2 separate regions of the Homo sapiens genome follow, and region 2 is linked to region 1. Evidence: chromatin loops called from intact Hi-C (ENCODE). Cell type or tissue: HepG2. All regions are shown on one strand. Links, peaks and the distances in the headings refer to the core of each region. The heading gives the core; the rest is flanking DNA. Region 1 overlaps LINC03033 (long intergenic non-protein coding RNA 3033). Region 2 overlaps HIF1A (hypoxia inducible factor 1 subunit alpha).

What was found. A loop is a pair of places that touch in the nucleus more often than their neighbours do. Peaks named below come from ENCODE experiments on the same cell type or tissue, not always from the same donor. Only the 100,000 strongest peaks of a DNase experiment are listed, where the experiment ranks them.
Region 2: a loop joins it to region 1, with 2.6 times the contacts of the local background. A loop is called at or near these places in 4 of 110 quality-filtered maps.

Annotation. Positions count from the first base shown.
Region 1 is chr14:61,600,179-61,615,644 of GRCh38, reverse strand. The region is part of intron 1 of LINC03033 (long intergenic non-protein coding RNA 3033); the gene reads right to left. Among named protein-coding and RNA genes, the nearest start is that of LINC01303, 37 kb to the right of the region's middle. RefSeq lists enhancers at 5,710-6,321, 6,770-7,519, 7,520-8,270. In HepG2, for the core only: a CTCF peak has its summit at 7,815; DNase peaks (open chromatin) are centred at 5,924, 6,664 and 7,284; H3K4me3 peaks cover 1,852 bases.
Region 2 is chr14:61,709,146-61,724,611 of GRCh38, reverse strand. It overlaps HIF1A (hypoxia inducible factor 1 subunit alpha), which reads right to left. Exons shown (of 15, transcript NM_001530.4): 2 at 4,040-4,230; 3 at 2,958-3,103; 4 at 2,789-2,873. It overlaps HIF1A-AS3 (HIF1A antisense RNA 3), which reads left to right. Exons shown (of 3, transcript NR_144368.1): 2 at 7,595-7,643; 3 at 8,784-9,054. Among named protein-coding and RNA genes, the nearest start is that of HIF1A-AS1, 21 kb to the right of the region's middle. RefSeq lists an enhancer at 4,824-4,873. In HepG2, for the core only: no CTCF peak of the experiment used is centred there; a DNase peak (open chromatin) is centred at 9,441; H3K4me3 peaks cover 446 bases.

The DNA.
Region 1 (15,466 bases), core at 4,502-12,501:
AATGATGGTGGGGAGTCAGTGGTGAGGTGGGGAGAAGTGTGTAGGTGACTCTGGTAGCGGCAATGAAGTCGTGGGGGACTCCACAATCAACACATTGATGATAGGTGTTTGTCTCGGGGCCAGAAGCATCTTAGGGGCTGGGTCCATATCTGTTTTTTAAATTATTATTTTATTATACTTGTACATACCAAATAACTGAGGTAAAAAACTAGAGGTCGAAGTTCCTATTTGATCAGTCATCCTAACAGAGAAACTGCTTGTATTTGTCTTACTTTGGGTTCCTTCGGGTTCACGGTGTTTTTCAACAGTTTTTTAAAAAAGCATTATTTCCCCTCCTAAGGACCCTTGGTAGATATTTTTTCCTAAATGGACCCCCCGTGAATTTTTAATCCCTCAGATATACTGTGAATTTGTATAATGTATGCATATCTGTGCTTTATACATTAAAAGAGCAATATTGTTTTGTCGCCTATGTAAGCGGTCCCCAATCTTTTTAGCACCAGGGAGTGGTTTCATGGAAGACAATTTTTCCATAGACCATGGGGGGATGGTTTCGGCATGAAACTGTCTACATCAGATCATCAGGCATCAGTTAGATTCTTATAAGGAGCGTGCAACCTAAATCCCTCTCATGCGCGATTCACAGTAGGTTTCGCCCTCCTATGAGAATCGAATGCCGCTGTGGATCTGACAGGGCGGAGCTCAGGAGGTAATGCTTGCTCGCCTGCCGCTCACCTCCAGCTGTGCGGCCCAGTCCCTAACAGGCCACGGACTGTACTGCTCCTTGGCCTGAGGGTTGGGAACCCCTGCCCTATGTAACCAACTTCAGCCCCTTGGCGGCTATATCACCTCTGTGGAGATTATGTGGCCCAGAACCAAACCAAGACAAGGCAAATAGTTTATGAAGAAAATGCTGGAAGGGGAGTGGGAAAGTGAGACAGGGACAGAAAGGAAGCCAAGATAGAGGAAGTTGAGCAGGTTGCCACTGCAGGCAGCTGGAGTCCAGTCTCGCTGGGGTTCATGGAACCAGGATGAAACACCCACCTCCAGGACACCTTACCTAAGGGGCCAGGTATATACCCAGAAATTCCCATCCGTCATTGGGTGAGGGTTGCTCCCAGGGGAAGAGGCATTCTCCGGCCATTTTATTTTGTCCATGCTTGGGCAGAATGGGCCATAGAGGACAGAGAAAGCCCTCAGGCAGGGTCATGGGGGCTGGCAGCAGCCTGAGCTGTTAACTCAGGGCACAAACAACGATAAGTGCTGGAGATGTGGTGGGGGGCACTGATGCTGCGCTATTTTTAATGTTTCCTTCTATTGCATGGTCCCACGATATGCTGTTTTTACATAGCTATAATCATAACTATTAGAGATAGGATTTTGTACTGTACTTTTTTCACTTGAAGCATTTTTTCAGGTTGATCCAGTTTTCATAATTATAAGTTTTAAAGGCTGCATAATTTCACCTCATGTGCATATACCATAATTCCCATAACTATTTCTCCATTGCTAAACATTTTGTTTATTTCCATTTTTCCTGCTGTTATAAATAAATTGCTAGGGGAAAAAAAAAAACCCTGGAAGGCACAAATTAAAACACAGCAAATTGTCTTAAGTGATAGAATTATAGGTATTTTTAAAATTCTGTCTACTTTCCTATAATTGCTTTTAAAACAGGAAAAATAACAGTTTTATGCACTAATTTGGTTAGCCTAAATAGCACCCAGTTGTTCAATCAAACACTAATCTAGATGTTGCTGTGAAGGTATTTTATAGTTGTGATTAATGCCTACAATCAGTTAACTTTATGTAAAAGAGATTATCCTTGATAATATGGGTGGGTTTGATCTAATCAGTTGAAAGGCCTTAAGAGCAGAACTGAGGTTTACTTGAAGGAGAAGAAATTCTGCCTTTGACTATAGCCTCAGATCTAACCTGAGCTTCCAGCCTGTCCTTCCTGATGATCTGCTCTATGAATTTTGGGCTTACCTAGCCATCTCCCACAATCACATAAGCCAATTCTTTGCAGTAAATCTTTTTTTAATATATTATCTGGCAGAACACTTAATGATTCAATAAGTTCTCACTGCTCTCCGTCAAGATACTGCAAAAAACGTCTTAAAGCATAGAGATGTTTTTTCTTATTTTGCATTTTTTTTCTTTCCAGGATTGAGACTTCTGGAAGTGGCATGAACATATTTAATTAACATGTACATTCTTTATTATAAACCCCAAACAGTTGGTATAGGGAACCCAGAGCCAAATTAAAGAGTGAGCCAGATGGGGATGTAATGAGGTATCAGTCTAAAATGGGTCTTGAAACATCTCTGAAAATATAAGAAGATAGAGAAAACTGAGTTCAACAGGAGCCCTCTCAGAGAGAGTACTGTTTGTGATTATAAGGATAATTTAGCAAATTCCTTGGGCTGGGGCAACAAGACTTCCAAAGAGAATACTTAAAAAAAAAAAAAAGTTTCTGACTGGGTGTGGTGGCTCATGCCTGTATTCCCAGCACTCTGGGAGGCCAAGGCGGGCGGATCACCAGAGGTCAGGAGTTCGAGACCAGCCTGACCAACATGGTGAAACCCTGTCTGTGCTAAAAATACAAAAATTAGCCGGGTGTGGTGGCATACTCCTGTAATCCCAGTCACTTGGGAGGCTGAGGCAGGAGAATTGCTTGAACCCAGGAGGTGGAGGTTGTAGTGAGCCGAGATTGTGCCACTACACTCCAGCCTGGGCAACAAAGTAAGACTCTATCTAAAAAAAAAAAAAAGGGTTTCTAAACTCCCCTCTAAAAGTGGTGAATCCAATTAACTATAGGAGCTTTTTCTTCGTTGGACTGTTCCAGTTTGGGACCAGAGCTGAACTGCAAGGGACAACCAAGGAGAGGCAAACCTCTACTACAATGGTCAGTTTATCCCCATGAAGCCCTTTGCCTCGCCTCTAAGAAAAATTTTAAAAAATATTTAAACAAATGTCTGTTGAATGAAGCGTCAAAACAGTAATCTAGTTGGGTTGCCCACTTATCTAGGCCATCCCTATGGACCTCAAATTGATATCTGAATTAAATTTATTAACCACATGCAGTGTATGTTTACTGTCTTGAAACAGTAAGGGGCAAATCTTATGACATTTTTAGAGTTTGGAGTAGAGACAGTTTGCATAATGGTGGGAATATGAGATGCCTAAATCCCAGAAGATCCCATAAATGGTGTGGGGTTTCAAGAGCTGTTTTCCAATTATTCAAAGAATGTATTTTGAGTACCAGGCATTATACCAAGTGCTATGGGTACAAAAGTGAGAGAGACAGTATGGACGGTCCTGACAGAGACTGGGGGAAAGTCAGCAGTAATTGCATAGTGATTACATGTATAATTACCTAATTGTAAGCACAGTAAAGGAAACATATATGCTGCTATGAGGACATACAATACAATGAATAGACTTACACATGTCAGAATGGTAGAAGCAGCTTTGCAGAAGCAGGAGATGTTTGGTGGGACTGATGATGAAGCTGCCTTTCCTAAGCTGTATGTGAGTCCCTGAATTAGGTTGGGCATGTGTTTGTGAGCGTGTGAGTAAGTGTGTGTGTGTGGAGGGGGTGGGAGGGAAGAGCAGATAGGAGATAGGCTGAAGAAGTTAGTGCCTGTGGCTATTCATCTTGGTATTTAGAAAGACCATCTAATCATCTCTTAGCAAAACAGCAGAAGGAAGACACAGCAAATACACTAAAAATATGAGTAGCTTTCCAGTGCCTCAAATGGTCCTGGGTCCTGAGTAGGTGCTTACTGAAGACTAAGTGAGGGAAAAATTGCCCAGGTGCTGCAGTATGTGCCAGGCACTATAATACAGTGCTTTACACAAACTTGATCTTCCCATGATGAAGTCATTATCCCAATAGAAATATGGGGAAGCCCCAGTCTAGAGATTTTGAAAAGCTAGCTCCAAGTTATAGAACCTAACATAAAAGCTAGATGTTTGCTAGAGCTACAGTGGAAATAAGAATGCAATCAGACTGGGTGCAGTGGCTCACGCCTGTAATCCCGGCACTTTGGGAGGCTCAGGTGGGGGGATTGCTTGAGGCCAGGAGTTCGAGACCAGCACGGATCACTTGAAGCCAGGAGTTTGAGACCAGCCTGGCCAACACAGTGAAACCCTGTCTCTACCAAAAAAATACAAAAATTAGCTGGGCGTGGTGATGCACCCCTGTAGTCCCAGCTACTTGGGAGGCTGAGGCAGGACAATGAATCACTTGAACCTGGGAGGTGGAGGCTGCAGTGAGCCGAGATCATACCACTACACCCCAGCCTGGGCAACAGAGTGAGAATCTGTCTCAAAACAAAAACAAAAACAAAACACAGAGATCCTCTGGTTTTTGTCTTGCTGGATCTACTAAGATCTGGCCAGGGTGGTCATGACAGGTTAGTATGAGATATGCTTTGACAAGTTAGAAGATATCGCTGACATTTCCAGTAAGGCTGCTGTGCTACATGTTATAGTGCTTTTGTTTGTCTGTGGTACACAATTATCTTGGGTTTCAGAATTCATCCTCAAAGTATTCCTCTGAATTAGGAATTCCAGTAAGAGTTACTGGCCGCAAATGACAGACACTGACTCTGGTTAACTTCAGCAGAGAAATTCACTAGAAGGATATCTGGGAGCCCAAATAATCAATGTCAAGCCCAGAGAATCAGGCTTGACAAACAGAAACCAGGGTGGCTTGGTTACAAACTAACAGCCAAAATCACAGTAAAGGAAGGGTCTGGTTAAACATCGCTGCTGCTGAACACCATACAGCACTCCTGGCACCATCGCCAGTCCCAGGAGAAAGGATTCCAAGATATCCTTGCACCTTCGAGTCACCTACTCCAGATTCAAAATTCCAGGTGGAATTCTGTCAATAGGAGCCCTCTCTGAGAGAATGAATCACTTGAACCTGGGAGACGGAGGCTGCAGTGAGCCAAGATCATACCACGACACCCCAGCCTGGGCAACAGAGTGAGACTCTGTCTCAAAACAAAAACAGAAACAAAACAAAGAGATCTATTAAACATCGGATCCGTTAAACATCATGTGGCCTGGTGGGCCACATTTAGGTCACCTGCAGGTGCTCTAGCTGTTCCTGCTTCCCAAGTAGTAGGCACAGCTGGGAGTAGGGTAAGGCATAAAATGGAAAGAGGCACTCACTCTCACGGACTTCTGTTTTTAAACAATGAACAATTTTTATAAAGAATAAATTTCAATTTTAAAGATATTCAAATTCAGTAAATATTTCATATATGAACTTAAAATTTACACACAACCAACAAAAATGTGACACCATGCAGTTTGCAATCTGTTTCATTGTTTTAAATTTTAGATACAAATTAAAAACTCCTTATGGTCAAATAGGATGGAAATAATTCACATTTTGTTTCTTCGTCTAGAAGAAGCAACAGTCCAGCTGTTAAAGCGTAGGCCATAGCATTGCTATGTTATTATTGCTTATTTCGAAACTGTTTACATGCAGGAATGTGTAGCATCCCACAGGCTGGAAATAAAAAATGTGCTGAAGGGAGCTTGGATGAATCCCACCTGTCTCAAACTTACTTTGCAAAGGAATGTCTGTGACGGGGTCCACCTATGTCAGCGGCAACAGCAACTTTAGTAATTGTTTAGAGCTTGCAAGGAAGAGTGTTTTATCAGTGACACTGTTTAAAAATTGTCAGCATTTGATGATAATAAGCAGCAGACTGACTTGGAGTCAGTTTTATTATTGTCTTTAAATTCTCACCCCATTACTGCCTGCACTTGCTCTCTCTCACCTCCCTGCCCATTATACACCACTGTGGGTGGACCATTACAGGGGAAGCTGGTGATACACATTAACTCCAGGAACACTGTACTGGAGACACAGCAGAGGGAAGGACACGTGGTATTATCTATCCAAAAGATCAACAAAGATGAAAACAGACAGCTTCCTACTAGGGAAGTCTTAGTGTGGCTCATTGTTATGCCAATGCCCTGTGTTCAGGATCCAGCAGGAAGGTTGTGAGCCCAGGGCCCTGTGGCCCAGTTAATTGTCCGCGGCTCAGCCCTGGCCAGCTGCCTCGGAAATGAATGCCTTTGGCCATACTGGCAAGACAGACAGGAGAGTCATCAGTTTAGATCACATTCATTGCTCTTGTGAGAAAGACAAGAAAAAATACACAGTCTGCCCATGATGTGTCCTCATCTCGTGAAAGATAGGACACTACTGAGTAAAATCAGATTCCCATCCGAAAAGCACATCTTCCGCTAATTAGGCACATTAGCTTTGTGCAAGGTCGGGTGTAAAATAACTTTCATTTCACTCGTTTCAGAAGACAGGGCAGATGAGGGCAAGAGGATATGCCCCACATAACAAGAGCTATTGTTCGGTTTTTCAGGAAGCCATGGCCTGAACAAGGCATTGGGGTTTTCACAGCTGGACTCACCCCAAAAAGATGATTTTATAAATAGTGTTTTTGTTTTTTACCTTTTCAACTTCATTAGAAAATACAAGGTTTACCTAACCCTAACCCCCAGACGAATAGACATAATGAATTCCCAGACATATAGACTTGGCAGTGACTGCTTCACCCCTGAATGGTTGCTTTGCACTAAGCACTTCTGACACTAATGTTCATGCTTAAGCAAACACATTACTAGGAGAGAAGAATAGCTCTGTCAGCCTGCCCAGGCCACTCAGCACAATGGGAGCTGCAGCTGCCCTGGATCTCATTAAAACAGGGGCAGGGAGAACGGTCCTGTAGACGCACATGGGGATTCTCAGATTCACAGACCTTTGCTTACACATCACACACCATCAGCATCAAACAGCTGACTTCAAGAAGTTCCTAAGAAAGAAAGCTTTACTGGTTATTAATAAGCCTGAAATATTTGTGTCTCTGGATTCTCTGCCAGTCTTCTTTTTCTCTTTGGTTCTTTTCTCTTTACATGACAATACTCACATTTGCAAAATGAGGTGTGTTAGAGAATCAGATGATTTCTAGAGAGAGCTATGTTTGGGACCATTTCTTAATCTTTTCCACCTTTGGAGTGTCTGTGTTCACGTTAGCATTTCTGTCTGGAGTTATGAATTATGCTGTCAAAAGGAGTTTCAAACTGGGTTTGTTACCTGGATACCCACAAATATGCACGGTCTGTTTGTATAAATCTGAAAAACCTTCCTTGTCCTTAGGAAACCAGGCCATTCTGCACATTAGGAAGGGGACAGTGAATCCAGGCTTCCGTTAGTTCTCTGGGCCAGTTGGGGAACAGTGCCTGGATAAATAACAGTAGGAGTCCAGAGTCCGTTCTTGACTGGGGTGGCTGTAATCCATTCACAGGGAGGGAGACGTCTCTGGCTGGAGATGCAGGGCTGAGCATGCCATCAGACACCCCTAAAGGCAAGCTTAAGACCACATCCCATCTGCCTACAATCATAGCAGTCACTATCCCCTCCACATGGTACACAATATGCCTCAGAACAGTCCAGCTCTTAAAGCACAGGCCAGAGGCAGGGACCAAAGGAGGCAAGAGCAATGAAGACACTGGAGGGATGACGGGGTTCTGTGGCTCGACTCCTGGACCATCTGCACCCAGAGTCCACCAGATCTGCCAGGAGAAGGCTCAGCAGTGCTTCTCTCATCGGAACAGACTCAAGCATTGGCATCTGACAATGTCCCCCATATGTCATTCTCACTCTTTTCATAGCCCACCTCCCCCCAACCCACAGCCCAACCTGGAGAAGCCCACTGTGAGTCTGGATGGTCACATCAAGCTTAGGACCCCTGGTGGCACTACGCACAGCAGCATCCTCATGAAGAAAAAGCCCCCCAGTGGCTTCCTGTCTCTCCAGACACGCTCCCCAGACGGCAGTTGTCAGTTTCCATCACCCAAACCCCTTCAGGCCAGGCCCACTAAGATTGGCTCACAAAAAAAGGGAGGGGAGAGAGGCAGCTGCTGCTGACAGGGCCAGCTGCTTCAGAGTCATTTCCTTGCTGCCGGTGCTGGGCAGATGTTCTACTGCCATTTCCCTTGCTACTAACTTCTGATCACTCTCCTGGTAGCTTGATTTTACCTAGTTGAAGGTGTCTCCAAGTGCAGCCTGTGGTCCACTTATAGGAGAATCACCTGGGATGCATGTTTAAAGTGCAGGTTCAGAATCTCTGTGTGTGGGACCCTCAAATTTGTTCTTTTAACAGATACCTCAGATGATTCTCATGCACATAAACATTTCAGAGACACTGAAGTTCTGTGACCACTGGCTCTATGTATTTACATTTTATTTAATTTGGACCTCAGGAGAATAGAGTAAATTACTCACTTCACGTACCACGGCCATCATCAATATGCTTTGGTGACCCGTCCACGCTGCTATATGTAAATCTCCTTTCCCGCTTCTGGCTTGAATAGTGGCCCATCTTGTATTTGTTTATGTTTAACTAAACCATTGCTTTATTAACAAACATCAGTCCTTGTTTACATACATACATACACACACACACACACACACACACACACGCACCATGATGGACAGCTTTACATGTATTCTTATGATCTGCACATCAGTGTTTTCTTGGGCACATACTCAGGGCCAAGAATGCATCCTTGATTTCTCTAGGGACTCCTAGATTGCTCTGCAGGATGGCTGCATTTATTTCCACCCCTCTAGCAGTGTCTTTGTTATACTTGATTTTATCCGACTTTCTCTAAAGTGATCTCTCATTGATGTTTTAATTTGTATTTCTCTGATTGCTAGTAATGTTTAGCATCTTTGTATACACTTATTGGCCATTAAGAGGTTTCCTCTTGTATATTTTGCCTGTTTTCCCTTTTTATTACTGTTTCGCAGGATTTCCTAGATCTACATTCTTTGGTTTGGGATGTCAGTAACATCTTCTTCCAGTTTACCTGTTGACTTTGTCTGTAGTATTTGTTGGAATAAATCTTTAATTTTGTTTTGTAGACAAATCCGTATTTTTTTCTCCTCCTTATGGTTTGTACTTTCGGGTTTTTCTTTAGAAATGCCTCCACTCAAAAGTCACAGAGATATTCACGCATATTATTTCCTATCACTATAAACTGTTATATTAAACGTTTGGGCATTTAATCCATTGGGGTTTCTTTTTAAATTGTCTGAGGTGGGGCTGAATGGAGGCAATTTTCCCATCACCATGTACTACTTAATCTATTGCTTCTGTAGTGATTTGTGATGCCCCCTCTATCATATAACATGTTCTCCTCTATAGCTGGGTCTAATTCTGGGTTCTGTATTCTGTTCTCCTGGTCAACTTGACTTTTTTCCCCTTTTCTTAATCATGGCTTTGTGATGTGCCTTAATATCTAGCAAGGCAAATTTCCTTTTTGCCTACACTTAAAAAATTAGCTGTCTGTGGATATTTATTCTTCATATGAATTTTAAAATTGTTTTTCAAAGTCCTAAAAACTTGGGGTGGGCATTTTACTTGAATTGCATTGGATCTACAGCTTCAGTTTGGGAAGAACTGATATTCTTAAAATGTTAAATTGTTCCACACAATCAGCATATCACTCCATTTATTCAAGTCTTTGCTTATATCTATTATTGGAATTAAAATTTTCTCCAAAAAGTCTTGTGCATTATTGTCAGATTATTTCCTAGATTTAAATTTTTCCTTTCCCATCTTTTTCTGGATCTATCTATTGATGACTATTTGCTTGGACCTTTCCTCCGCCCCAGTCTTGTTTTCCCTTGAGTTCTGATACCCTCTTGGGTTCTCTTTGCTTTCCTGGCTTCAGCCCTCACTACTCTGTCTCTACAGTTCTGCCTCCTCATCCCATTCCCTTGATCTGCAACTGCCTGGTCACTAGGTGTGACCATTTAGATCTTCATTGTTCGGAGTGCTTCAGAGATGTCACCTAAAGCCATATCTGACATGTAGCCTGGGACGTTAATGAGGCTTACGTCTGAGCATAGACTATAACTTAAATGGAAGTAAAAACAGAACTAATGATCTGTGGCCCAGCTTTAGGTCATAAAATGCATGCAAAATTGGATTTGTTCCAAAGGGTATCAGAAAAAAATGGCTCCTGGCAATATAAAGCTCAAATAATAGTAGCATAGATGATAAAGGCATGCATGATGTCACATAACAAGAAAGCTGGGGTATAGTTCCAGGGTTGGTACAGGAGCTCAATGAGATCATTTTGGCATTTCTTCAGGTCTTTCCCTTATGGTTGCAAGTTGGCTACTGTAGCTCCAAACATAACATCTTCATTCTGCCACATTTTAAAAGTGAGGGGTTGAGGGCAGAGAAGACTGAAGAGAGCTCTACTTATATTCTTGATGGAAATCAAGGACAAAATCACCCCCCTCAACTTTTCTTTCTAGCTCATTAGATGGAACAACATGGCATAACTACTCTGATCTATTGTTGGTGTTGGGAACAGGATTGCTTGTTCATGGCAAATTCATGATTTATAAAGTCCCTGGGCTGGACATTTTGTCAACCAAACAAAATCAATCTTCTGATAGGAAAGAACACAGGCAGAATGGTGTTGGGAAGAAAACTAAGGTTCCTGGTATGGATGGGAAAATATTTAAGGCAAGATCATCTGTGTTCTGAAATATCAGGGCCCTGAAGTTAGGAGTTTCTCATTTATTTATTTAGCAGTATTGATTGATCTAGGCACTGGGAACACAATAATGAACAAAACTGGACAGGATTCCTAGTACCACTAAGATTGCAATGCTGTATGGCAGAAAATATCAAATTAATGTTCTCATACAAAAAAATAAAGTTACTAATTTAGTAAAGTGTTATAAAGGACAACAACAGGATATTAGGGAAGTATATGATGAGGGTAACTGTCCTGAAGCAGTATGAGTTCTTTCACATCCCTGGAAGGTGCTGAGAAGGTTGATGGTCCAGCAGAAGCCTGAAGCTGCCATGAAAAAGGAGAGTGTTTATGGGACTAGGGGCAAGTGGCCGGGGCTCTGGAATCTAGCAGCATCTGTCCATTGAGCTCAAACAGACCAATGGGACCAAGTACACATCCCTGCCTCCCAGGCCAAGGAGCAGAATTGTCCAGTTACTCCACAGCAGAGATGAGAAAGGCTCCAGAGGACACTGGATGGGTTTAAGGATCCCATCTCTCCTCTGCTGCCACAGGGTCACTGACCCATAGACCTTCCCTCAAACTCCCAGATACCATCTTGGAGGAAAGAAGCAAAGGCCATCTTGAAGACTTAACATTTTCCCCCAGAGATTTTATATCCCTATAGAAATATTAAAAGTATTATATCAGTATGAAATGAGTAGATTGGACAAAAATTAAGGTTGTTTCTGTACTACTCAGCAGATGGAGTTCATGAGGAAAACTAGAGGAAAAAATGCATTTTTATATCAACTGAATGTTGTATGAACATATTTGAATTCTTCACAACAACCTTATGAGGAAAGTACTATATTGACTCTGTAAAAAGATAAACTTAGGCACATTAAAATATTAAAGAGTTAATGTGATCAGACAGGGCTCACAAATTGAGCAGCTGCAAGCCACAAGTTATTTGGGGCTCCACTGAAGAGCATAAAGGGAAGGCCTTTTTATAGGGAGAATGCAGAAGCAAGGCAAAGAAAATATTTGGTTAAAATGAAGCAATAGCCTTATTTAGATCATTCCAGTGAAAAGTCCCTAGTGAGAGGTTAGTTGGTGGTTTTTGATTGGCTAATCTTAGGTTTCATTTTACGTTTTACACTGAGCTGGATTTCAGTCTGCTTACCTAGGAACTCAAGGCGCTGAATTATTTTAACAACTCCATTTTTTTTTGTTTTGTTTTTGAGTCAGTGTCTCACTCTGTCACCTAGGCTGGAGTGCAATGGCGTAATCTCGGCTCACTGCAACCTCTGCCTCCCAGGTTCAAGTGATTCTCCTGCCTCAGCCTCCTGAGTAGCTGGGATTACAGGCTCGTGCCACCACACCCAGCTAATTTTTGTATTTTTAGTAGAGATGGGATTTCACCATGTTGGCCAGGCTGGTCTCAAACTCCTGACCTTGTGATCCGCCCACCTCAGCAGTAATCCCAAACTGCTGGGATTACAGGCGTGAGCCATCACACCCAGCCAACAACTCCATTTTATAGACAAGGAAATTGAGGCTCAGAGAAGATAAGTAACTTATCTAAGGTCACAAAGGTGGCTGGTCTTGAATTTTAACCCAATGTGACTTTAAAACCTCCATGCTTTTGGCCACTGCAAGATACTACTTTCTGCAGTGGTACATGCAATAAGAAGTATAGATACATTTTCAGGATAATATGAAGAAGGAAAAGATGATTTCTAGAAAGGGAGAACCAAATAAAGCTCCTCAAGAGGAGGTAACAATTGATTTTATCTTTCCACCAATGTTGTTCATCTTTTCCTCTTTAACATACAGTGGTAGGCAATTGTCGGTCCTTGTCAACTAACTTGAACATCTGGATCACCCGTTTGTTTCTACTGTCTTCTTTCTCTTGGTTTTTCAGTTATGTGAGCCTGTCTTTTGTTGTACCTCATACATTCTAATGGCAGGTCAGACATTATCTACACAAAGTTGTAGAGACTTCAGATGATAGCTTTTTTCAGAGAGAGAGTACCCTCCCCCTGCTATACACAGACTGGTGGCTGATCATGTTAATCCAATTAGTGATTTGCTGAGTCAAGGTTGAATTATAGCTCTCGTAAGTCTCAGCCCTCCACAGGTTCATCTCTGACCTCCTAGATTTTCAACAAAGGCCCTATTGTATTCTGCAAGAACCCTCCCCCAGCCAGTAGTAAACCCTAATCTTAGTCTTACAAGAATGCTGAAAAACTGCACTCTGCTTTTTAGAGGCAGGTTTTCCATTTGCATTTTAGAATCCCTGCTCTGAAGAAATTCAGTGTGCAGCAAAAGTCCTCAGGTGAAAACAGGCTGTCTTGTTTGAGGCCCTTTCAAATCTTCCACTAAAACTCTTATTTTCTCTATCCCGAGCAGTCTTTTGCCAGCCTTTGCACTGCATTTTGCAATGGGTTCTCAGCCTCCTGCAAAATGCCCCGCTGGTAAAAGCGGCTGCAGAAGCCAGCTCACTCTCCTCACGTTTCTCTCTCCAGTGCATTAGCCCTTCCAGTGTTCCTTGCCTCAGCAGCTATCACTTTCCCTCAAATAGGTAATTTCTGCATTGTATTTGGCTTTTCTAATTATTCTAGTTGAGGGTGCTGGTCTGCTGACAGCAACTTCATTTACCCAGAAGAGGAAGTAATTATAACCGGAAGGGTAGAGGGATAGGAATACGTCAAGTGACCTGCTCTAAGAAGCACCAGTGATCTCCCCGTCACCAAATCCAGTGGTGTTCTTATCCGTAACCTCCCTGATCTTTCTGTATTATCTGGTTTCTCTTCAGAGGCTCTGCATTCTTCATCGTTCTCGTTCTTTCTTCCAGTACTTTGCCTCTAGTTTCTCCTCTAGCTCCTCTTTCATGCGATCGTTATTGGTGTAACTTGAGACTCAGTGTCCATCACTCTTCTTCTACACATCCTTCCTTGCAAATCTCCAGTCGCTAGGCTTTGGCAGCCTCCCTGTGTGGATAATCCTGGCTCCTCTGCTAAGAGCCTGGAAACTCTAATCTCACACTGATAGCCATTTATATTTGCCCATCTGGATGGGAGCAATTTGTAATCTCTTCCTAAAGAGAAAGAAGAGGCACAGGTGATTCTACAAGTAGGGGTAATCTCTGAGAACGCAGAAATGCTGACGCTAAGAATGGGAGAGAGGTTTAGAGAAGGCACTGGCCTGCAGGGGATAACATTTTACAAGCAAAGGAGAAGGAAGAAAATTGTTAAAATGTGATTTTACAGGGAATGTAAGAGACTTATATATAGTCATTATAAGATGCGTAAAGAGGCTGGGTGCGGTGGCTCAGCCTGCAATCCCAGTACTTTTGGAGGCCGAGGTGGGTGGATCACGAGGTCAGGACTTCAAGCCCAGGCTGGCCAAGATGGTGAAACCCTGTCTCTAGTAAAAATACAAAAATCAGCCAGGCATGGTGGCGGGCGCCTGTAATCCCAGCTACTCGGGAGGCTCAGGCAGAGAACTGCTTGAACCCGGGAGGCAGAGGTTGCAGTGAGCTGAGATTGCGCCACTGCACTCCAGCCTGGGCAACAGAGCGAGATTCCGTCTCAAAAAAAAAAAAAGAAAGATGTGTAAAGATTCTTGGAAATAGATGTTAGAAGGGAAAAAAGTTTCATTATAAATTATAATATGTGAATACCTTAATATGTAGACATTATACAGATAGTATTTCAAATTAGTAGGGAAAATAAAGATTATTTATTAAGTGTTGGAAATAACTGGTAAGCCATCTGGAAAAAAATAAAATTGTATCCAAACCTAAAACTTTAAATCAGGATAAATTTCAGACAGATTAAATAAATAAAAGTAAAAAGTAAACCTGGCTGGGCACAGTGGCTCACGCCTGTAATCCCAGCACTTTGGGAGGCCAAGGCAGGTGGATCACTTGAGGTCAGGAGTTTGAGACCAGCCTGGCCAACATGGCGAAACCCCATCTCTACTAAAACCACAAAAATTAGTTGGGCATGGTGGCGCCTGCCTGTAATCCCAGCTACTCAGGAGGCTGAGGGACGAGAATTGCTTGACCAGGGAGACAGAGGCCGCAGTGAGCCAAGATTGCACCGTTGCACTCCAGCCTGGATGACAGAGCGAGACTGTTTCAAAAAACAAACAAACAAAAAACCCTAAATGAGTAAAAAGGAAGCCATAGGATAGTATTTTTTATAATCTTAGACTAAGAAAGTCCTGACTGAAAACACAGAAGCCATAATAATAAATTTATTTATTTATTTTTAAGACAGGTTCTGGTTTGGTCACCCAGGCTGGAGTGCAATGGTGTGATCATAGCTCACTGTAACCTCGAGAACTCCTGGGCTCCAGCAATCCTCTTACCTCATCCTCCTGAGTAGCTAGGGCTACAGGTGCACGCCACCACAACTGGCTTTTTTTTTTTTTTTTTTTTTTTTTTTGTAGAGATGAAATCTAACTATGTTGCCCAGGCTGGCCTTAAACTCCTGGGCTCAAGAGATCCTCCTGCCTTGGCCTCTCAAAGTGCTGGGATTACAGGCAAAAATAAATAAATAAATAAAAGAGAATTTAAAAAATGTTAATTGTAAAGTTAAAAGATAAAAAACAAACTTGGGGAAATATGAGCAACTAAAGTCACAGATAAATCACTAATTTTCCTCTTGTATATGGGGTCCTTATGAAGCAATAAGAAAAAGACCAATAACATGCTAAATAAAAATGACTAAGAGTACAAACGCTTTATAGAAATACAAATTACCTTCAAATATATGAATAGATTCTGAATCTCACTCATAATATAAGAAATACAAATTAAAACTATACTGAGATACTATTATTTACCTAACACATTAAGGTAACAAAGGTTTTA
Region 2 (15,466 bases), core at 4,544-12,543, 110 kb before region 1:
GCATGGTTAACTAGAAATGCTGGACTCTTGAGGAACAAGATGAATTCCAGCCTATACTCTATGAATAATGGAACTAGGAAAGATGGGCAGTCCTGGTGCTGATGCATGCCATTTGGGTTTACTTAGATTAAGAAGTGAATTTGCCCTCCCTGGAAGGATTTAAGAGTATATTTTTAAAAGATGCCATGAGAGCAAAGGAGGGGGAAGGGAAGGAGTGCGGGAGGGAGGGGGAGAGAGAGAGAGAGAGAGAGAGAGAGAGAGAATGTGTGTGTGTCGTGTGTGTGTAGGTGTTGATGGTTGTGGTAGTGGCAGTAAAGATCCACATGCAAAATCCTTTGGGTATGTTCAGTCCTTCATAAACTAAGCTTGAATTATACTGACCTTTGAAAGGAACCCAAGGCCTTTGAATGGGGACCTGCAGATTAATTTAAAAATCAAGGTAACTGAAAAGTACTAGTGTTTTCCTAATGAGGAAAAAAAAAACAAAAAACAAACAAACAAAAACAAACCATTAAAAAAACCTAAATTTTAAACTCTCTAAAAATAAGTCATATTTTGTATAATTTATAAATTCTAAAGCATTTTTCTAGAATTTATTTGGAAAATAGGACTATTTGTATAAACACACCACTGGCTCTCAGTGTATCACTAAAATGTGATGCTTTGCAATAGTCCCTGATTTCTAAAAGAGAAAAATCTGCATTTTAGTTTCCCAATGGAACATCAATAATTCATTAACCACATTAGTAATGATTTCAAAATGTTTGTGTGCTTTAAAAAAGAACATTTGGTTCGAAACATACATTTAAACTATATTAAGACTATCTGATTTAGAATAATGCATTAACATCATTACCAAATCAGAACAAGACTTCCTAATATCCATCCATTTATAGTCTAGCCCCAGGGAAGCACTGAGCAGTCAATATAAACCTCAACTCTGCACATTAGAACTCATATATTAAACTCATTGACAACCCACTTAGGTCCTTGTTCACAGCATATTTACTCCTCCTTTATACAGAATTCTAAAAAGTATGCATTTGTTTTCCAAATTAACAGTAAAAACACAATATGAAATTTAAAAACAGGAGTCAGGTCCTGCTGACAGAGTGAAAAAAGACAGAATGTGAGAATTCAAGAATATGAAAAGCGCTCCAAAGGACTAATGAGCGTGGACTCTGAAGCCAGTCTACTGAAGTTCAGCCCAAGCTCTGCCATTTACTAACCAAATAATGTTGGGAAAGTTACTTAGTAACTCTGTACCTCAGTTTCCTAGTAAAATAGAAATTGTCTAACAGTTAACTTCACAGGGTTGTTGTGAGGAATAAAGGAGTTAAAAGCATATAAAATAGGAAGAACAGTGTCCTGGCACACAGCATTCTCTCAATGGAGGTTAGCTATTATTATAATAAATGAGATGAAAAAGAAAACCTCAAAAATTATACAAAAAGTAAATTTGAGGTTTTATAATATAGAAGCAAACAAACGTATGCACTTAAATTGGAGAGCAACAAAGAACAGCAGAACATAAGAAATTTTCCTTGTGGTAACTTTCCATCATGAAGAAAAGTTCAATTATGATCAGTATACACTGCTTAAGAAGGCACAAATGTGGAAAGACTTTCTTGTTTTTGTAATTCAAGAGGTACTTTCCAAAAATCTTAGAACACATGATTTTTTAAATAATTATGATCAGTATACACTGTTTAACAAGATAAAAATGTAGAAAGACTTTAATTTTTTAATTCAAGAGGTAGTTTCCAAAAAATCTTGGAACACTTGATTATTTTTAACAATTAATTCCTAAGAATTAGAGGTCTTACTCTCTATTTTTGTTAATATGTGGGCATCCACAATGTAATACTTTATAATCTAACTACACGGTCTCGAATTATTGAGAACATCCAAAGAAGTCAAATAAGCAGTTGTTTGTCTTAAAATTCTGGTGAACTTTTTTTATTGGGCCTTAGACTCAAACTGGCACCTCAACTTTAATGACTGTCTAAAGTCCTATTATCTGCCATTTGTATTATAATTTCTCCTTGCCTTAATGGTGTATTTTAATTTTTAACTCCACCAGGTGTGGTGGCGCATGCCTATAATCCTAGCACTTTGGGAGGCTGAGCCAGGAGGATCACTTGAGTCCAGGAGTTTAAGACCAGCCTGGGCAATACAGCAAGAACCCCTATCACAATTTAAAAAGAAAAGGAAAAAAAAGGTAGCCTGGGCGTGGTGGCTCATGCCTGTAATCCCAACACTTTGAGAGGCCGAGGTGAGAGGATGGCTTAAGCCCAGTAGTTCAAGACCAGCCTGAGCAGCATAGTGAGACTTTGTCTCTACAAATAATTTTTAAAAATTTAGCTGGGCATGGTAGCACGCGTCTGTGGTCCCAGCTAACTTGGGAGACTGAGGTGGGAGGATCGCTTGAGTCCCAGCGGTCAAGGCTGCAGTCAGCTGATTGTGCCACTGCACTCCAGCATGGGCAAAAGAGCGAGACCCCATCTTAAAAAAAAAAAAAAAAAGTTATTTGTAACTCTCTTGGTCATGATTTTACTTTTCCATTTTATTTCTCACACCCACACAATTATTTATGCAATTAGGTGGGCTTTCAAAATGAAATTCCTAAAAACTAAAATAATAGTTTTAACAAAGAATAGACATTTTATTAAACATGAAATAACATTTTGCCTTGGGTAAGTACAATAGCAAAGTTTAATAATTAGCAATAGTATCTTATTATGTAAAACCACCTGTCACATTAAATCAAACAACAGACTTTTCTTACCATTTCTGTGTGTAAGCATTTCTCTCATTTCCTCATGGTCACATGGATGAGTAAAATCAAACACACTGTGTCCAGTTAGTTCAAACTGTAAACACATTTTTAAAAATTAGGGCTAGATCATAAAATCATAAAAACATATAGAAGAGCTCTTAATATGTGTGCATTTTACCTGAGTTAATCCCATGTATTTGTTCACATTATCAGAAATGTAAATCATGTCACCATCATCTGTGAGAACCATAACAAAACCATCCAAGGCTTTCAAATAAAAGCAATTCATCTGTGCTTTCATGTCATCTTCAATATCCAAATCACCTAAAAAGGGCACAAGAAGAGGAAAATAATTAGTTAAAAAGTTGTACTTAAATGATATAATATTTAGATGTTTTTACAAAGTTTTCTCGCAGACACTTTATTTAATATATACAGCCATTTCAACACAGAAAAGTGCAGGCCAGAAGCTAGAAAAACTATAATTAGATGTGCCAGCTGCTTTTCATGATTAAAGTAATGCAGCAAAGCAAACCATAGAAGAAGAAAGAAGAGTAATGTTTTTTATTTATTTATTTATTTTATTATTTTTGAGATGGAGTCTCACTCTGCCGCCCAGGCTGGAGTGCAGTGGCTTGATCTCGGCTTACTGCAAGCTCCGCCCTCTGAGTTTAAGCAATTCTCCTGCCTCAGCCTCCCTAGTAGCTGAGATTACAGGCACCTACCAGCGTGCCCATCTAATTTTTTATATTTTTGGTATATATGGGGTTTCACCATCTTGGCCAGGCTGGTCTTGAACTCCTGACCTCATGATCCACCCGCCTCAGCATCCCAAAGTTCTGGGATTACAGGCGTGAGCCACCGCGCCCGGCCTGAGTCATGTTTTTTAAAGGAAGAAAGGTAGATGGAACAGGAGAAAAAGGGGGGAGGGGAAAAGCCAGTATCTTATTCCTGACTAAAGCTTTAAAAGCAGGTAATAAAAAGGATGTTATATTAGAAAAGAATTGAGAGTATGTTTAAGAGAATAAAGCAAAACAAATTATGTGCATAAAGAATGATTATTTCAAAGAATAACTGATGAGAAAAAAATGAAGCTTGATAAAAATAGTGAGAATTACAGAAAAATTTTTAAACGTGTACATATCACAATATAAAGAGGTATACAAAATCAAAACATTGCGACCACCTTCTAAAAATAATTTCTATTTACTTCTAACTTCTAATTTTCAGGCCTATTTATACCCTTGTAAAATAACTCACCAGCATCCAGAAGTTTCCTCACACGCAAATAGCTGATGGTAAGCCTCATCACAGAGGCCTTATCAAGATGCGAACTCACATTATGTGGAAGTGGCAACTGATGAGCAAGCTCATAAAAAACTTCAGATTCTTTACTTCGCCGAGATCTGGCTGCATCTCGAGACTTTTCTTTTCGACGTTCAGAACTTATCCTACTTAACAACAACAAGAAAAACACGAGATGGAAAGTGTATACAAGTTAGTTTGCCTTAACTTGAATAAAACTTTACATTTCTGCTTATCACAGAAGGATTAGAAGATGCCATGTAATTAAGTTACATGGAGATTTGTCTACTAGATTAATGTACTTTTATAAAGGGCAACTATACAAATTTTGGATTACTGCACACATAAGGAACTCTCACAAAAAGTCCAAAACCAAGCTTTAAACCTGTCGGAAGCAGGTGTTTCCTCCCCAGCATATGTAATTGGAGAGAATGTTTTTATTTTAGGCAAAAATTTAAAGTAGCCTGTACATCTAAGGCTGTACTTCATAGAATTCAAAAGTAGTCTCAATACAGAGAAACCACGATTAAGGCTAGAGAAACTACCTAAAGTTGTACATAATAACTTGAAAACAGGAGTTGTTAGCAGGTAGAACGGTAATAGCTACAAACTGATTTCTACTTGTTTCTTTAGACTCCAGTACTTTCTCACCCTTTTACCACATGAATAACACTGACGATAAGCTATAGGAACTGACATTAGCAGCTATAAGCCAGTGCAGGTTGCCTCCTCCCTTAGCAGCCCCTTATCTATTACTGGCACAACAGGTGCCAAATAAATGCAGGAATATGGAAGAAAAAAAGCTGTGGCACACACAATATCCAGAATTTAGAGGGATAGGTTAGCAAAAATAAAGGTGTCAATACAATGACATATCTTCAGGGAACTCTTCCAAGAAGGAAATCAGAAAGATTTTCATTGTCACACCAAGCAAAAGCTGTCTTCCTTTGCTTAACTGCCTAGTGACATCTAATAGCTTGTTGAATAGCAACAGTTTATTAAAGGTTACCATGTGCCAACATTACCCTGTACTAGGTGCCTAGTTCTCTCACAACCTGTAAATAGGTTAAATATTGTCCCTATTTTACAAATGAGGGAACTGGCGTTCAATAGGTTAAAAGTAGCCATTATGTAGCAAATAGGATTTGAACCCAGGTGTTTTAAAGTCTTTGCTCTTCCACAGTATTTCTCTTCTTAATGGGGAATGCTGCTTCTACTTTAAACACTCACATGATCTCCTATGCCCCTCAACTCACTCCTGTTAAATAGATTCTTCACCAAATGTTAAAAACAGCTATTATGATTTAGTGAGCATTGGGCAGTATGCTAAATAAGGACTTTTAGCCAGCATTATTTTACTTAATCCTCCTTACATCCTGTGAATGAAGTACCGAATTGTCTCCACCCCAAATCTCTCCTCCTTCCAAATGATCTGCAAAGTTGAAAGGTACAACCATAGAAGCAACATTCTGGAGTAACAAGCACAGTTCTCAGCAAATGCTCTTGTTACAATATAACATGTTGTATTGTGACAATACTGATACTAGTTTTAGTACTTACTCAAGTTTGTGTGTTTATAGGACTTTTATACTTTAATAAGGAATGTAAGCATGTTATTGAACTTTGATAGAAAAATTTCAACTCAAGCATCTAGATCAATTTAACTTGAGTACCTTGAAATTTACGGTGAGCTATTAAAAACTATTATCTTCATCTGGTTAGATGGTGGAGGAAAAAAAGGAAGAAACTATTATCACTTAAAACTAGTTATATGAATCTATATGAACTATAACTAGTTATATGAACTAGGATTTTCTCAATGCTGTACAATAAAAAAAAATTAGTCACTGAGGCTACATGAAAATGCAAATGCCAGCAGTCTGTAATTTTTTCATTTCACTGCATTGTTCTCTGTAAATGTTTTCAATTTAAACTTAAAAATAAAACGTAAGACTTGATCTGTATAAGCAGAAGAGTAAAATAAAAAAACAAGTATGATGATAATAACTCCAGCATACACTGGAGTTCCATACACCATTCCCAGGATGGGGGGGTATCTAGCAGGTCCCTATTGGCCCTAACAGAAAATCTCTCACTTCCTCCCCAACCCCCTTAAGTTGTAGGTGACAGGCAGTGATAGCTGTGGGAAATAGATTTCTATCTGGTTCAAATAAAGCCTCTAAAATAGAGTGATGGTCAATTATCTCTTGTTAAACCTGAATATTAGTTCAAATGCCACAATCATTCCAGGCGTTCTTTGTTACCTAGGCTGGTCTTGAACGCCTAAGCTCAAGCAATTCTCCTGCCTCAGCCTCACAAAGGGCTCAAATTACAGGCTTGAGCCATTGTGCCTGGCCAAAGTGTTCAGAATTTTATAAGCAACTTACTGTATTTTTTCTGAACCACTCAACTGATGTAAACTACCAATAAATGACTACCCAAATGAAACACTTGGTGAAAAAATTGAAAACCTTATAATATGTGCTATATATGCTTTTTTTTTTTTTTAATGGAGTTCTGCTCTTGTCACCCAGGCTGGAGTGCAATGGCAAGATCTTGGTTCACTGCAACCTCCACTTCCCAGGTTCAAGCAATTCTCCTGCCTCAGCCTCCTGAGTAGCTGGGATTACAGGCATGTGGTACCATGCCAGGCTAATTTTTGTATTTTTAGTACAGACAGGTTTCACCATGTTGGCCAGGCTTGTCTCAAACTCCAGACCTCAAGTGATCCACCCGCCTCGGCCTCCCAAAGTGCTGGGATTACAGGCGCGAGTATATGCTTTTAAAGGGTATCCAATCAAGCTAACTATGGTGATGGAATGTCTCCAGTTCCTCTGTAATACACGTATCGTCCAGAACTTCAAAGATAGCAATGACTATCTAAGGAGTGGCAATAAGTGTCTAAGACAAATCCATTAGAAATTTGAGGTTAGATAAAGCATCTAAAGGACAGTATATTTAAAAGCTAGTGTAGACTGAAAATAAGACTGAATTTTGGAAGAAAACCAGCCTTCAAGAAAACAACTAATATAGAGTTGACAAACCTATATTAGATGAAGGTGATAAAAATTATTATGTCCTTTATCACACAATGAGTCTAGACAGAAACCAATCAAGGGATCTATAATAAAGATTTAATGGAAAAATCTTCATGATATTCTTCATATGTGACTACTGGAGGTCTTATAACATTTCTAAGTAAGCTTAAAGCTTAAAGCTAAAGCTTCTGAAGTTCTTGTGAGTTTCAGCATTTAAACTGCCCGGCTTCTTGTCTAGTCACAGGAAGGCTAATTTTATCAGTTTTATACCACAGAATTACAGTACTGACCAAGAATTATTTGTTAGACCAGGGGGTCTAGGTCCCACAGAGATGAATCCTGTACTATTTGTTTTACTGCTTACATTGCACAACAGAAGATATGTAGATCAGAAAGAAGTACATTTTCCACATGCAAATAAGGTCACTATATTTCTCTAAATTTTATAAATTGCATCTGTTTTGTTTTTAAGTACAGGTCAAGTGAAGTTCTTCTGCTGATATGTTCTGCTACTGCATAAGGTACTATATTTCAGTTAAGAGTACAGTTAAAACAGTTTGTTTACCCATTTCTACAACTGTTCTAGAACTAAAGTTGGAGTATACTACTGGCAAAATAGCTCAATCTTTGTGGTATTGTAGTTTTTACATGCTTACCATTTTATTATTTAACATACAGTATTAGACACAAAAGTAACAATTATATCTTGAAATTATTTTGTATAGGAAATATATTTAGAAAAATAATTTTGAGCCCGTCTTATTAAGCTTCTTGTGTACAAAGTTCATGAATAAGCAAGAGTTGTTTTATAGAGAATGTCTATTGTTCTTCAGATTAAGAACATAAAATATTTAGTGCTTTGTAGTAGGTCAGTAAAAATTAAAAAAAAATAAAAGGACACAAAATAATTGTAGGCATTTAAAGTCATCTTTTCGTATTGCACAAAAAGCCTGTTAGCATTCCTAATTGTAAAAATATGTGACTTCAAGAACTGAAGTTAAACCATAACTATTTAAAATGTGAGCAGATTATCAGATTTACTTCTAATAAAGTTAATGTACCTCAATTATGTTATTTGGTGAAATAACTCTTTCTGGCCTTGAAGGTACAAGTTGGTTTTTGTTGTTTTTGCACTTGCGTCAGTATTTCTACAGGACTGACATTCTGAAGTGAAATTTCATGATATAAAAAATGTGCTACTGAAATTTTTTAAAATACACAATAGCTTTCCAAATGGTTCTGTGCCCATTTTTGTCTCTGCCAGTTCATGAATGTGTATATCAATTCCCCCATGCACTCTGCAATATTATATATTACGCATCTTTTTAATCTTATTAATTTCTGCTGAGCTGATAGGTGAGAATTATATCTCATCATTTTAACTGCCCTGCACTTCTTAAAGTCTCAGGCCCAAGAAAAATGCAAAGAAAAGTTCATGTTCACTCTTCAGTTGGCATTTTTGCCTGCAGTTTTATTTTCATTTTATTTTAGAGACAGAGTCTTGCTCTGTCACCCAAGCTGGAGTACAGTGGCATGATCATAAGCTCACTGCAGCCTCGAAATCGTGGGCTCAAGCAATCCTCCCCCTCCCTACCTCAGCCTCCCAAGTAGCTACAGGCACACGCTACCATGCCCAACTAATTCTGTTAAATTTTTTGCAGAGACGGAATCTATGTTGCCTCGACTGGTCCTGAACTCCTGGGCTAAAGCGATCCTTCTGCCTTGGCCTCCCAAAGTGCGAGGATTATAGGTGTGAGCCACCCAACCTGGCCTTTGCCAGTATTTTTAAATCCAAACACCTATGCATGGTGCTTACTAATAACACAGTGGTATTCTAAACATTTTTCACCTATTATTTAATCTTTATTATTATCACCATGTTACAGATAAGGACCCTGGCTAAATAGCTTACCCAACATTACTCCGTTAATAAATGGTAGAACCTGTATTTCACTCAAGCAGTCTGGTGTCCACGCGATTAACACTAGACTATGTTGTCTCTCAAAAACTCATCCTGATTACCAAGGCAAGTATTTGTAAGTCTAGGCTATTATTATAAAGTTCGAAATTTGCCTACTTCACATGCCAAAGACATAAAGAAGGAATTATAGGAGTTGGCTTCAGAATTTAGGACTTGACCTAAGCTATTCAGAGAAACTCAGAACCAGGCTCTTTCTTGGAGTTTGCTTATAAATCCAAAATCCTAACTGAAAGGCACCTACAATGGTAATAGATGCTCTCTGCTCTACTGTCCAGCAGCTCTTCAAAGCAAGGTAATCCCTTCCGGTAATGCCAATCATTATGGCGAAAGAGTCAAAAGATGGTAATTCAGTCTATACTCCCAGTAGACTTTATTTGTACAGAGCAGCTATTTCAATATCTAAGTTCAACATTGTTGGTGTTTTACTTGCTCAACATTTGTCTAGCAGTCACAGAAACTGTTTTTTTTTTTCCTGAGACGGCATTTCACCCTTGTTGCCCAGACTGGAGTGCAATGGCGCGATCTCGGCTCACTGCAACCTCTGCCTCCTGGGTTCAAGCAATTCTCCTGCCTCAGCCTCCCGAGTAGCTGGGATTACAGGCGTGTGCCACCACGCCCAGCTAATTTTTGTATTCTTAGTAGAGATGGGGTTTCATTATGTTGGCCAGGCTGGTCTGGAACTCCTGACCTCAGGTGATCTGCCCACCTTGGCCTCCCAAAGTGTTCGGATTACAGGCGTTGAGCCACTGCGCCTGGCCCTTCCTTGTTGTTTGTACTCATTTTTAAAGTTATTCTAACTTGTATTAGGCCAAATTAATGAAGAAAGGCTTAAGTTTTTAAAATATTAAAAATATTTTAGATCTATACCTAAAGCTAACACACATACTATAATGATGCAGTCTCCTAACATGAGGTGATTTTCTGAAACTAACTGGTTTTTAAGTGGGAAGGGTTTTGTCCTCCAGAATTTTGTATAATGGTGGCATAAACACTGGAAGGTAACTCTCAAGGTCTAATCCTCAAGGTTTTTAATTCCATCATTTCCCACAGGAAAACAAATGGAAAATCCACCAAGTTCTTGGTTTGTATTTTGCAGCATATTTGAAGGAATTTTAGGAACTGAAATACCAGCAAACGAATAAACAAAAAGTATAACACCATCAGTACTTACTAAAACAACATCTCACATTTCCATAAGAGAATTCAGTTACTGTTCTTTTTCCTTAAATGGCTTTGAGCATTGTCTTGCTGTTTGCATAAGACTGTTTACTAACCTGAGTGTTTTCACAGATTTGGGAAGCTTAGATTTTTGAACGTTCCAGCAAACATTCAATTTGGTGTCAGCTTGACATTAAGATATACTCCTTACACACAGCTCTACTCTATATTTCACAATGTGCTCAGTTAATCTACTTTGATTCTATTTTTATAAATCTAAATAATCTCCTATTGTTTTGGAAAAAACTCTCCAACAGCTTTTTTCCCCCCTCTGCTCCCACACCACAGCAATCAACAACACAGAAGACAACTTCTGCAACCCTATCGGGAGAGGAGGGGTTCTCTCCACCACCAGGTGAGCAATCAGTTCTGCAGCGGACACCAACTGGGTGTCCTTCAATTCAATTCTAACACTATCTACCTGGAGACAGTGTCAGGTTGAGGGCTCAGTCCCCAAGACTGCCCCCTCAACAGGAGTTGCAAGTCTGGCCTCAGGAACTTCTGACTGACAGGCTTCAAAAGTTGGGATTCTCACAAACCCATCTTTGCTGGAGCAGCTCACAGAACTCAGGGAAACATGTTTACCAGTTTATAATAGAGGATATTAATAAGGATACACATGAAGAGATGTGTAGGGCGAGGTATGGGAGAAAGGATGCATCTATCAAGTACCATGCACTGTGCTAGGTACTAGAAATATAGTGAGAAGTAGAATAGCCTTTGAGCTTAAATGGCCTCCCACTCCTTAGTCTACTGAAATAGTCACCTAATGCTTTATTCCCAAATGCTTGTCTAGCTGCATCGTGAAGGACATTCAACATTTCAAATTCCTAGGCCTCACTGGGAATTTGAATCTGTAAATTCTGATTCAGTAGATCTAAGTCAGGATCCCAAAATCTGAGTTTTTAAAAACTTCCAAGATGCATATGATACGTAAGTTTGGGAACCACTAGCTGATCATTATTGCTAACCACTGTTACTCTGCTTTAATTTCTTTCTGAAACCATCACCATAAAGATCCTTCCGAAGTAAAGAAATTTGGCATTATGGCCTGATTAAAATCCCATTAAATGTACACAGGACAAGGTCTAATTATTTAAAAGGAAGCCCTCCCTTACCTAGTTCCCTGTCCACCTCTTTATCCTCATCATTTTCCACATTCTTCAGCCACACTGCAGTTACTCAAAAGCACCATAGTATTTCCTTTCTGGCTTGCTTACTCTACTCCTTCTGCCTGGGGTACCATTCCCAATATGTGGCTTGGTAAATTTATAAGAGAAACTTTTAAAGATTTAATTCAAACATCATTTTGTTTCTGTTTTTTTTTTTTTTCCTCTGGCTTCCAAAACTGGTCCTCTCTGGTAGAACTGATCACTCTAGTTATTTGGCTATATTAATCTTCCTTCACAATGCTTAAAGATTCTTGGGGGCAGGAAACTGTCACACATTCATCTTTGTCTTCTCAGTAGTGATGTGCGTAAGTTTGACTTTGACATATTTGCCCCAAATCTGCTATGACTTTGATTTCTGGCACAGGAAAAGCTGACTGCCCTTTCAACATTCTTTTTGGGAATCCCTGATTTGTGCTTTATTAGTGCTCCTAATCATAATTAACCAGCATATCAATGTTAGTACTATTAAATAAACATAATATTTGAATTTACTACAATTATCTGGATATGCATTTTCAAGTATAAGCAAGCATACTAGATATAAGTTACAGTGAAAATCTTATATTCTTTTGTCTCCCTGTTTCTTTGCACCCCTGTAATCTTTTTCTGTAACAGCAACTAGAATAATCCTTTTAACAAGAAATCAAGTCATATCACTCCTCTCTGCTTAAAATGGTTTTTGCCTCATTTAGAGTAAAAGCCAAAGCCCTTCCAATAGTCCATATGGGCCTCCACAATGGCCTCATTACCTCTTTGATCTCACCTTCTACCACTTTGCCCCCTTTGCTCATTCTGTTCTAACCATACTAGCCTCCTTACTGTTCTTAAAACACTTCAAACACATTGCCTCCTAGAGCCTTTGCACTAGTTGTTCCCCTTGCCTGGACTACTGCTACCCTAAATACCCACAAGGCTTGCTTCTCCACCTTTTTCAAGTCTTTGTCGCAGTCTCACCCTCATTGAGATTCCCTGATCACTGCCTCCATCTTGGTCCTCTTGCCCTGCTGTATTTTTATGAAAGCCTAAGTACATATCTTACTTGATTATTTTATTTTCTATCCCACCAATCCACACCTTCACTGGAAAGTAAGTTCCATAGAGGCGGAGACTTTTGTCTATTTTGTTCAATGAACATCCCAAGCACCTAGAACAGTTTCTGACACATAAGAAGTATTCAATTATGTGCTGGCTGAATGTATGAATTAATAAGTTGAGATTCGATCACTAGTTGAAGTATAAATATATATTTTTGCAAGAATAAATGCTACAGTAACTGATTATGACAGCTAATTCTGTGTACAAAAACAACCATTTATTTATCTAGCCAAGTTCCTGGCACAGAAAAGCAGCTTAGTAAATGTTAACAAATGAATCGTGGAATAAATGTGAACACAGGCAAACACAGGCATTAGCCACAAGGTAAACATCAGAGCCAGCAGAGCCAGCAGTGTCATCTTCCTGAAGTAGAAAAAAACAGCTATCAATTAAAACAATCACCCACCAGTATAACAATGAAGAGTATCACCATAAACCAAGGCAAATAAATGATCTTGCCAGGAAAGAGATTTAGAGGTGTAAAGAGAGAGCTGAGAAACTAGAAAGCCAATTTGCTGAAAAGAGGTTCAGTGTTTAAGATTAGTTCCCTTATCGCTTTCATCTACACTCATGTCTTTTACTGTTTTGTCCTAAGCAAATGTGGTCAGGAAAATGTGTGAGTTATAGTTAATGTTCTTAACCAATCAAATTACTAGCCGAGTGTAATGGTGCACTCCTGTAGTTCCAGATACTCAGGAGGCTGAGGCAGGAGGATTATTTGAGCCCAGGAGTTCAAGGCTGCAGTGAGCTGTGATTGTGCCACTGCACTCCAGACAGAGCAAGACACTGTCTCAAAAAAAAAAAAAAAAAAAAAAAGGAATACTTAAACATCTTTATCATCTTTATGTTTTCCGAACCCAGGCAGAAACAGGAGTTTACTAACTTTGGTTTCCACAGTCTTTTTCAAGAAAGTGCTGTCACGAAGTTTTCATTAAGTTGATACCTAATCCTATTGCCTTTTTTTTTTTTTTTTTTTGAGACAGAGTCTCGCACTGTTGCCCAAGGCTGAAGTACAGTGGTGCGATCTCCGCTCACTGCAACCTCCGCCTCCCAGGTTCAAGCGATTTTCCTGAGTAGCTGGGGTTACAGGCGCCTGCCACCACACCCGGCTAATTTTTTGTATTTTTACTAGAGATGGGGTTTCACTATGTTGGCCAGGCTGGTCTTGAACTCCTGACCTCTTGATCCGCCTGCCTCAGCCTCCCAAAGTGCTGGGATTACAGGCGTGAGCCACCGCGCCTGGCCAGCTTTGTTTTTTTAAGGAGGGTTACTTTTAGACAAGTATTTTATATGTATTATTGGAAGTATTATTAATAGGATCTGTTGTTACATTTTCTATCTAGTAATTGTTGCAAAACCAGAATACTTAAAACATCACATGTAATTTTTAAAAACCCTATCTCTACTTAATGGAAAAAATAGCAAAAACCTGACATTTCAAATTAAATATAAATTACATTTTCAAGACAGCTAGCAATCTATTATTTTATCTGGGAAAATATCTTCTGAATTCTAATCAATAAACTTTAAAAATAAACCTTTAGGATACCCACATGTTAGAGAATGTTATTGATGTATTCAAAAAATATTTCTTGATCATCTTCTATGAGTCTAACACTCTTCCCAGAACAGGACACGGTGCAATAAACAAAACAGACCAAGTCTCTACCTTCACGGAGGTTATCTTATGGAACAAATGTATTTTTACATTGCTTGTTGTTATCCAGCAATATTTTACCAGGGTCAATCCCTAACTGACAAAACACGTCACAGAAATTGTCTTTCCATTAAACCAGCTACCACAAAATTTCAGGATAAAAGCAAAGTCTACAAAAATTAATCTTTGCTTATACTAGATGCTACAATATAGTATTATATGAACAGAGCAGGCTATACAAAAAAAATTGAGTATGATTCCACTCCTGTGTGTAATGTATGTGTATAAATATAAACATATGTAGCTATACACACATATAACTCATAGATGCACAGATAAAACCAGAATACAGTGATATACAGTGTTAGCAAAGTTTACAAATATTAACTAGTTTCAAGATACCAGGATCACAAATTTTTTGTAATTTATTTTAACAAAAATTCACCATGAACTGACACTATCACTGTACCTGCATTTGTCAAAAAACTCTGAAAGAAGTAGTAATCTAACTTGAACTATCATATTTCTTTCCTACTGTATATCCTAAAGAAAAGTATAGACTGAACAGGCAATATAATTCAGTATCTTCAGTTTCTCATGCTAACCTAATTTTCAAATTTTGAAAATTCTGTATAATTAATTTGAAATTCAAAAAAACAGATGAAATGGTTTGTTTCTAAAGAAAAATGTTCAGAATGCATACACTTATTTTATTTTTGAAAGCAACTAAATTTCTTGGTTTAGATCATTATTATCTAAACGGCACAACAACATCTCTCTTAAATATCCATAATTAAAGAAAAGATGGATTTATTCACCTTCCAAACCTCACCAAAATGCTTACTTTAAATGTGATTTTCTAATGCAGTAAAATAAACGGGGAAAAGAATCACTGTTTTACATTGGAGGGTTCCTTCTGAAAATGAAATCTATATCACATCTGAAATAGCCATAATGTGTAAATTTTTCATTTACATGTTAATTTATTAAGTAGCTAATACTTTTCCATGTGTTTACATTAATGTGTATTGAAATATTACTTGTAAGAAGAATGTGCTTTTTGTTTTTAGATTATTCCTGACTAGTGATATAAATAAAATCTTTCCTGGTCCAGAATTGGTGTTGAGCCTCTCAACAAATCTTTGAGCCCTGATTATATATAAGGTATTGTGCCAGGTGCAGTGGCTCACGCCTGTAATCCCAGCACTTTGGGAGGCTGAG